Regions from separate parts of the Homo sapiens genome. Here region 1 is linked to region 2. Evidence: chromatin loops called from intact Hi-C (ENCODE). Cell type or tissue: PC-9. All regions are shown on one strand.

The links. Hi-C counts contacts between places; a loop is a spot of excess contacts. Peaks named below come from ENCODE experiments on the same cell type or tissue, not always from the same donor. Only the 100,000 strongest peaks of a DNase experiment are listed, where the experiment ranks them.
Region 1: a loop joins it to region 2, with 11 times the contacts of the local background. A loop is called at or near these places in 35 of 110 quality-filtered maps.

What each region holds. Positions count from the first base shown.
Region 1 is chr6:85,534,636-85,539,635 of GRCh38, reverse strand. It overlaps SNX14 (sorting nexin 14), which reads left to right. Exons shown (of 29, transcript NM_153816.6): 16 at 772-798; 17 at 2,712-2,844. Among named protein-coding and RNA genes, the nearest start is that of SNX14, 57 kb to the left of the region's middle. In PC-9, CTCF peaks have their summits at 2,195 and 2,396 (motif pointing right); no DNase peak of the experiment used is centred here; H3K27ac peaks cover 1,297 bases.
Region 2 is chr6:85,352,752-85,357,751 of GRCh38, reverse strand. No RefSeq gene overlaps it. Among named protein-coding and RNA genes, the nearest start is that of LINC02535, 50 kb to the left of the region's middle. RefSeq lists a silencer at 2,604-2,653. In PC-9, a CTCF peak has its summit at 2,518 (motif pointing left); a DNase peak (open chromatin) is centred at 2,521.

The DNA of each region.
Region 1 (5,000 bases), 180 kb before region 2:
TCTTAACATTCTTTCATTGGAAATTTAGAATAGCTTTGTTAATTTGCTATTACATGACTTAAATTACATAAAATATGTATTCATATATTTTATGTCTACATTTTATATTTTCAAAGTAAAATTCTAATGCATATTATTTATCATGTTCTCTGTTTCATTGTATACTTAAAGTACAACTTTTGTTTTTTAATATTTAGAGATCTTTTGTTAACTGTGCTTCTTAGCTTAAAACATATTTTTTTACTCAACCTAAAAACGTGAAGCATAAATGATTCTGTCTAACATGAACACAAGTTTAATGTTGGAAAATATGGGTTTGTTTTTTGTGCCATGCCAGGTTTTTGGTGGCTCAGTCTCTGCATACTTTCCACTGCATGAAAGAAATGGTATGCCTAAGGACAAAGAAAAGACAGAATTATTTCTGGATATTTAATTTCTAAGAACCTTTTTTAATTATGTAGAAAAAAGTCAGTTATTTCCTGATATATTTAATTTTTTTCCATGTCACCCAAGAGAAAACATATTTAATTTTTAAGAACCGTTTTTAGTAATGTAGACTTCATCCAAACACAAAAGACAGCTATGTGCGTTTATCTTACCTTTATCACCTTATTCATGAAGATTTCTTCCCTTTGCAAAAATGAATGTTATACACCTGTGTAACTTCTGAAGCTTTTAAATTTTGTTTTGTGTTCTAAAATGAAGTTTATATAATATCTGGGCTTTCTTTCTTTCCTCTCCTTATATTATTTCACATACCTGTTATTGCAGAGGTAGCCTAAGTTTGGATGATTTTCGGTAAGTCTTGAGCATGTGATTCTTTTCAGTATTAAATGTTTTTAGAAAGTACATTGTGAACAACCTAATACAAATAAAAAGGAAAAAAATGGAACACTGTGGTATTAACTGCCATTATATCCTAGTTATTTAGGATAATCTTTTAAAATGAATACCTACTTTTATTCTACATACCTCCTTTTTGAAATAGCATGATATGCCATCATAAAATAAAAATGTCCTGATACTTTAAAGATATTTTCATTGTTTAATTTGTCAGTATCTTGTATTTTAAGGCTGTTGACTCATTTTTGTTCTTGTTGATTTTGCTAAATTAATTTTAGAACTATGTTTAAAGAACTTTTTTTAAAATAAGTATGATGTTTCTGTATTTCTGGGCATAATAATCATAAGTGAGAGTTTTTAGATTTCAACAACCCCCATTGTTTTATAGTATCCATGTTGTAGAGACTGGAATAAACTATCTAGAGTCTAGAGATTTTAAAAATATTTTGTTAACATTTTTATGTCTTGGGAAATGTTTTTTAAATCAAGGACAATTGTGTCTACAATTCTGGATTAAAAAAAACCCTAATTGTATGTTTGTTTAGATAAAATAATCTAGTTTAAGTACCCCTTTTACTGCTTACTACTTATTATTAGTGTTTTTCCAGAAGTTTGATTTACTTCTTGGATGTGTGTAAAATACACATTACTACATATTGGTGTATTTGAAACTTGATTAATTTTCTTTCTGTAATTGTATTATTTCAGTAGATAACTTAATTTTTCTCATAGGAGTAATAGCTATACACTTAAGCATTCAAAACAAACTTTCTCAGGTTTTAAAGTAGTTATTTTTATTTGGATATCGGTTGTAAGAGCAGTATTACATAGTGAACGTGACTTTATTTTATTTTATATATATTTTCTTGATGGAGCCTCACTCTGTTGCCCAGGCTGGAGTGCAGTGGTGCAATCTTGCGGGTCCAAGTGATTCTTCTGTGTCAGCCTTCCTAGTAGCTGGGATTACAGGTGCCTGCCACCTCGCCCGGCTAATTTTTGTATTTTTAGTACAGACGCAGTTTCGCCATGTTGGCCAGGCTGGTCTCGAACTCTTGACCTCAGGTCATCTGCCTGCCTTGGCCTTCCAAAGTGCTGGGATTACAAGTGTGAGCCACTGTGCCTGGCCTTGAGCATGACTTTTAAATTGGATAAAAGTTACGGTTTTAATTGCTGAAACATTGGGTAGCAGGCTAACGGACATTTTTGCTACTTTTGGCTTATTTGTCTTGTTGCTTTTCAGCTATTTCTGCTTTCAGAAATTCAGCTTAAAAAAATGGCAAAACCAACATTTAATATTTATGGCAGAGCAGACTGCTTCCTTGGGCTACATTTGCTTTTATCCCTGTGCTCATTGCTAACCTTTCCCTTTGGCACTATTCTTTTTCTTAAAGTTCCATCTGAAAATGAAGTACTGAGAAAGTAATAGTTTAATGTTTTTTTTTTCTGTCGCATAATTTTAGTCCAGTTACTCTAAAGGGATGTTTTTGGTTTTGAACAGATCTTAAGCATTTTTTAATCTATTTTGAAATATTGCAATAAGAACTATATTCCACTAGGGGGCTCTCATCTTTTAAAAATTCTAATCCTGTTAATATTTTGAAGTTAATACTAGGTAAATTTTGAGTGTTTATAAATAAATATTGTCCCATTTATTCATCCACCAAATTTAAACTTTAAATACTGTGTCATTTTTGACTTCTGAGATGTTGATACTTAATCCGTGTATGAAAACTCCAAAAGTTATGTTAGCTATACCTTTAGTTTATCATTTTCAAAACTGTTTTTCTTTTTTTTAATAATGGTTTTCAATAAACTAGACTGTTGTGATAATTTGCTATGTACTTGATACATTTTTGTTTAATATTCAGGAACACACAGAAAAGGGGAGAATCATTTGGAATCAGCAGAATAGGTAGCAAAATTAAAGGAGTATTCAAAAGTACCACAATGGAGGGAGCTATGTTGCCTAATTATGGTGTAGCTGAAGGTGAAGATGATTTTGTAAGTAAAATGTATCAATTTGATTTATTTATAACTTCAGACTTACTATGACATAAAAATTAGATATACTCATTATTTTCCTTTTTTTGGAGAATCTGTGTATTCTGTTTAATACTTTACCTTTATCTTCTTACTTCAGACTTCCTTTGTATTTCTCATTCTTTCATTAGTTGTGATAGTTTCATGACGTGAATCTAATTTTTAAAATTCCTGAGAACTGTGTTATTGCTTATTAAGGCAGAATAGTTCCTGTTAAGCTGAGATACTTCTAATAGTCAAGCAGTTTACCGTCTTTTGGTTAAGCTTCAAATTCTGATGTTACCTTTTTCCCACCATGTACTCCAGGTATACAGAGTTGCTAATAGATGCTCTAACTCCTTGCTTACTTAAACTACAGTCTGTTGACAAGCAGCATTGGCATTACCTGGAAGCTTGTATAAATACAGAATCTCAGGCACTATCCTAGACTTACTGAATCAATTTGCATTTTAACAAGATTTCCAGTTGACTTATATAAACATTTTACTTACCATCCTATTTTATTTCTCTGTATTTTTGTCCTGCTTGAAATGCCCTTCATTTGTGTATTGACCTAGAAAATTCATAGGCATCCTTCAAAATGCAACTGTTCCCCATAAACCTTTACCCAAATCCCCAAGTTGAACTGAACATTTCCTCCTTTTGTGTCCCTATTATATCGTATGTTAAAGCTTATACCATAATGTATTTCAAGTTACGTGTTATGATTGTCTTTCCTATCACATAGTCCCATAAAGGCAAGTATTGTCTCATTTGTACTTTTTATTTTTATTGAATAGAGATCTTGGATTCTCATTTTGCCTTTTAATGACCCTGGGCACTGGGGATGAAAAGATGATTAAGACGTAGACCTCGGCTTTAAGAAATTCACTAACGTGGGTATAAAAGGGGTGTTTAGTACTGATTGGATTGATGATGACCAAGAAGGAGGAAAGGTGGGGTGACAGGAGTAAACCCTTTTCTTTACCCCTTCCTTTTGACCTTTGTCCCATTGCCTTCATGTAAGGGTCACTGATTCTTCATAATAATTTAAATGGAATAAAATCTTATTTAAACCTTTTTTTATTAATTCAAATAAAGCCGTTTTTTTATGCCTTTATTTTTTCCCTGTAAGTGTGGGTAGTAATTTTTTTTTTTTTTTTTTTTTTGAGACGGAGTCTTGCTCTGTCACCCAGGCTGGAGTGCAATGGCACGATCTCAGCTCACTGCAACCTCCGCCTCCCGGGCTCCTGCCTCAGCCTCCTGAGTAGCTGGGGTTGCAGGCGCCCGCCACCATGCCCAGCTAATTTTTGTGGTTTTTTTTGGTAAGGATGGGGTTTCACCATGTTGGCCAGGCTGGTCTTGAACTCCTGACCTCGTGATCCACCCACCTGTAGTCCCAAAGTGTTGAGACTACAGGCGTGAACCACTGCACCCAGCCTTGGTGTGGGTAGTTTTATGCTGGGTGTGGTGGCTCATATTTGTAATCTCAGTACTTTGGGAAACTGAGGCAGGAGGATTGCTTGAGCCAAGGAGTTCAAGACCAGCCTGGGCAACATGGTGAGACCCTGTCTTTACAAAAATTAAAAAATTAGCTGGGTGTGATGGTGCCCAACTGTAGTCGTAGCTACTTGGGAGGATTAGTTGAGCTCAGGAGGTCAAGGCTGCAGTGAGCCATGTTTGTGTCACTGTACTACAGCCTGGGTAACAGAATAAAAGCCTGTCTCAAAAAAAAAAAAAAAAAAGTATGGATAGAAGAAAGTAGATCAGAGAAAGTCTTTTTCAAAATAATGTTTATGTTTTCTAATTTTAAGCATATTCTCAGTTTTTTAATAATATAGAACAGTGGAAAAAATTTAAATGCCACGTACGTGCATATCTACCACCCAGAAACCGCTTCTATTAATAGTTTGGTGATTTTCTTTAAAAAAAAAAAAAAAAACTTTCCCTTTTCACCCCTGTAGACTACATTTTATATATAGTTTGCTATCTTTTCTCTATTCGATATTATAACAAAAGTATTTAACCGTGTTATTATGAACTTTTAAAACATAATTTTTTGTGGAAGAAGATGTATTTTTTATTTTTTGCCTTCCCAATTGCTTGATACACAAGTTGTACTTTAGCTTTAGGAATAG
Region 2 (5,000 bases):
TGTAAAAAAACAGTGTGGGATGCCAAGAGATTAATGAATGCCATTAGGCTATTAGTTCCTCAAAGCTCCTGTTTTTTAATTGATTTAAATGTAAATTAATTGAAATTAAAAATTCTGTTCCTTAGTTGCTATTCAATATTAAGGAATGAATACAAAGAACACATACCTATTTATGAAATCCTAGTAAACCAATATCAGAGGATAATCTTGGAGCTTAAGACATACAATAATTGGCAAACATGGTTAGTTGTTTACTCACTATCCATTCCCACTTTGGTAACTGCTAGTCATATTTCAAGTGCTCAATAGCCATATGTGGCTAGTGACTACCGTATTGGACTGTATAGATATAGAACATTTTTGTCACCATAGAAAGTTTTATCGGACAGCATTGCATTATAGAAGGGATTGGCAAACTTTTTCTTTTTTTTAATTTTATTTTATTATTATTATACTTTAAGTTTTAGGGTACATGTGCACAATGTGCAGGTTAGTTACATATGTATACATGTGCCATGCTGGTGTGCTGCACCCATTAACTCATCATTTAGCATTAGGTATATCTCCTAATGCTATCCCTCCCCCCTCCCCCCACCCCACAACAGTCCCCAGAGTGTGATGTTCCCCTTCTTGTGTCCATATGTTCTCATTGCTCAATTCCCACCTGTGAGTGAGAACATGTGGTGCTTGGTTTTTTGTCCTTGCGATAGTTTACTGAGAATGATGATTTCCAATTTCATCCATGTCCCTACAAAGGACATGAACTCATCATTTTTTATGGCTGCATAGTATTCCATGGTGCATATGTGCCACATTTTCTTAATCCAGTCTATCATTGTTGGACATTTGGCTTGGTTCCAAGTCTTTGCTATTGTGAATAGTGCTGCAGTAAATATACGTGTGCATGTGTCTTTATAGCAGCATGATTTAGAGTCCTTTGCATATATACCCAGTAATAGGATGGCTGGATCAAATGGTATTTCTAGTTCTAGATCCCTGAGGAATCGCCACACTAACTTCCACAATGGTTGAACTAGTTTACAGTCCCACCAACAGTGTAAAAGTGTTTCTATTTCTCCACATCCTCTCCAGCACCTGTTGTTTCCTGACTTTTTAATGATTGCCATTCTAACTGGTGTGAGATGGTATCTCATTGTGGTTTTGATTTGCATTTCTCTGATGGCCAGTGATGGTGAGCCTTTTTTCATGTGTTTTTTGGCTGCATAAATGTCTTCTTTTGAGAAGTGTCTGTTCATGTCCGGCAAACTTTTTCTATAAAAGATCAGTACTATGGTTTGCATGTTTGTCCCTCTCCAAACTCATGTTGAAATTTAACTGCCATTGCAACTGTATTGTGAAGTGGGATCTTTAAGAGGCAATTAGGCCATGAAGGTGCCACCCGCATGGGTGAGATTAATGCTGTGATAAAAACGCAAGTTTGGCCCCCTTTTGGTGTCTTTGCCTTTCTGTCATGTGAAGCCAAGCATTCTCCCTCCAGAGGATGCAGTGTTCCATGTGTCATCATAGAGTCAGAATGGCCAAACCTGTCATGCCTTGATATTGGAGTTCCCAATATCAAGATCCAGTTCCTCCAGAACTGTGGGTCAATACATTTCTGTTTATAAATTATCCAATCTGTGGTATTCTATTACAGCAGCACAAATGGACTAAGACAGACAAGTAGTGTACATTTTAGGCTTTGCAGGTCAAGAGGCCATTGACATTGAAGATATGCGTGGCAACTATTCAACTGCTATTGATACTCAAAGGCAGCCTCAGATAATATGCAAACAAATGGGTGTATCTGTGTTTCAGTAAAACTTTGCAAAAAAGCAGGTTCTGGCCTTGTTTTCTGACTCCTGCTTTATCGTTTTGGCTATGAGATGGTGAGCTTTCTTTGTAATTTCAGCATAAACTGTCCTAATCTGACTAATATTTCTATCCCAACTGGGTAGTCAATAGAATGTACACTTGATATCATTCTAAAAATGTCATATAAAACATTATCAACATATGCTTAGAATAAATGTAAAGAATTAGAACTTAAAGTTTGTTTTTTGGGTTAAAAATATTCCTGCTTCAGTATGATTTTATAATTTTTAAATAATTTTATCCACTTGCAAATTCTTTGTTTCTTGTTGTTTCCTCAAACTCTGAAATCATCTTGATGGTGACTAAAGTGCCCTGTTGAGTATGTTGCAGGCTTAAAACTGGCACCAAAAAATCATAACACATTTAATAAAAAGTACAAATATTATCGGTGATTTGATTTAGACCAATTTGATTTCTTATATCTGTTGAATGTTTGCAGGGCAGCCGACAGACCTACCAGAGCACTGGATTGGAAGGCAGAAGTAGTAAATATTAACTAGCTTTGTCACCTTGGGCAAATAATTCATATGATCAGGCTTGTGTTTTCTAAGAATATTATCTTCTAGAACTTAAAATGTTATCTTAAAAGTATACAGTGGCTCAATTATTCGAAGCAACCACCCAGGCGTGTGCACTTTTATTAGATGATATCGCCCTCTGCTGGACACCTGCTGCATCTGCACCGGGCGCTCTTTCCCACTGCAACCCTCTTGCTTTGCTTCCTTTAATTTAGCACAGCACAGCTGGGCGGGGTGGCTTATGCCTGTAATCCCAGCTACTCAGGAGGCTAAGGCAGCAGTTATCTCATGAGCCCAGAAGTTTGAGGCAGCAGTGAGCTATGATTGTGCCACCGCAGTCCAACCTGGGTGACAGAGTGAGACCCCATCTCTTAATAATTTTTTTTTTTTTTTTTAAGGATAGACAGACCTCTGTATATCACTCCATGAGCTGTAGTATTTCATGATCAGTGAGGCAAAAGTGTAGAGAGAGGGAATTGGAAAAGTCCCTTCACTTTTATTATTTTACTAAAATAAAAAAAGTCACACTATATCATAGAATTATAGTTAGAAAGGACTATAGATATCATGCTAAAAATTTCCAGCACGTACTATATACTGTTTTCAAATACATAATTACATTGGAAGAATATAAAAACACAGGCAGGAACTGTACACGCCAACTTTAGAATAGAGGTTGCACCTGGGAAGGGAGGGAGGTAAGTGGTAATGGGAAGGAGGGACTGTTACTGTATCTGTAATGCCTTATATTTTTTAAAAAGGAGGATCTAAGCCAATATGGCAAAATATTCATGTAATATTTGGCCTCCGTGTGGCAGATGTCATTAAAAATAATTTTATGTTCTCATGCCACTTCTTTCACATATGCCATGTGGAAATCTCACTTCCCAATCCTTTATTGATTTTTTGAGCAGATCCCATAGATTTTGATGTCACTTTTAGGTATTAATTTATAGCCTCCTTTAAAAGCCTTTAAAATGTCCAGAGTGATCTAAACAAAAGCTTTAATCGCTCATTCAAATGAAAACATCCCTGCCCTTGCCTGGCTTGGACTGGAAAGGCTCAGACATCAGCGTCTTCTACACTTCTCTGACTTGCTCTGTGGTGTCCTTGATCTTCAAGGTACATGACTGGCTCAGATTGCAGTTTGGGATGATGCCCTCTTGCAGTGGCAGATGACTGTGTGATGTGGGAACACATCTGGAGCTATTTGGAGACCTCTACTCCCTGAGGGAACCTGTCTCTGTACCTTTCTCTGACACCATCTACCACTCCTGCCTCTGGTGGTACACCCCACACAGACCCTCTCTGCTGGGTCATCTAGTATGGCAGATAGACCTTTTGGGTAGAGTTGTTTCTGGATGTTGCAAGCTTGCTATCTTCCATGGGGTCCCTTCTGGCTTTAGGAACTGTATCTCCCTATGGTCAGAAGTACTGCAGCCCTATCTTGAAACCTCCTCCCCTCCTGGCACCTCCAGGCATTATCAGCCACTGTGTCCTCCAGGCTCCAGGGAATCTTGTCAAGTGGCCCTCACATGGGAATAGGTTGGAGGGGACCTACCACCCATGGCAAGTGGAGGAGGCTTAGCACTCTAACAGTGCTCTCCAAAGGGATCCTCTCTACCAATCTTAGGGAATATTTAGCCTTTTCTTTTAAAGCCTGGACATTGTTAGGCATAAGGTGGTGAAACATATTTCAGATAACCTTTAGCAAGTTTTACCTCAGTAACTTTGTATCTCTTTTAGAATGGACCAGCACACACATCTTTTATTTTACCTCTTGGGTAAGTGTCTATGCCCTTGCAAAAATGTAATTCCACATGGGAGATCTCTGTCTAGAATCCTGTATCTGCAATTTCCAGCCATAGGTATGTGTGCCTTTGCTCTGCAGGGCAGGCTTCATCCTGGGCCTCCCTTTATAATTCTGAGCCTTTTCTAATGAGTCAGGTTCACAGGGGTACCAGTACATTTATAAAGTTTGGGCTTTAGGCACATGGTGTTTGTTATATTACTTTTTTGCTATATGGAAATATTTCTTAATATTATTTAAGAAGTTATTCTAATCCACTCCACAGGATTCTACTTGCGAGGACACTACGATCAAGATAGGCTAAGCCATCTGCCCCAACTCACACATCCAGAAGTAGAACCGAAACCCCCAGGTGCCCAGCATTGGCTACATTGCCTTGAAATCTGTTGTATCATTTACCCAGAGTACAGAAGTGTAGTGCTCAGTGTCTTTTTGAATTTATATGATTGTAAGGATAAAAATATTCTTAGCTTAATTAATAGCAAAGGGACCAGCTATAAAAGTATTCTTAAAGGCCATCAAGTTAGAGGTAACTTTCTGAAATATGGTGGTAGCTTAATCATCTTCCAAGGAGTAACAAATATACTTTCAAACAAATCCAGGAATAGTACTATATAATCATGTGCTGCATAATGAAATTTTGGTTAATAATGGACGGCATATATGAGGTGGTCCCATAAGATTACTATACTCTACTTTTTAATCATTATTTTAGAGTGTACTCCTTCTACTTATAATAAAAGTTAACTGTAAACAGCCTTGGGCAGGTCCTTCAGGAGGTATTCCAGAAGAAGGTATTG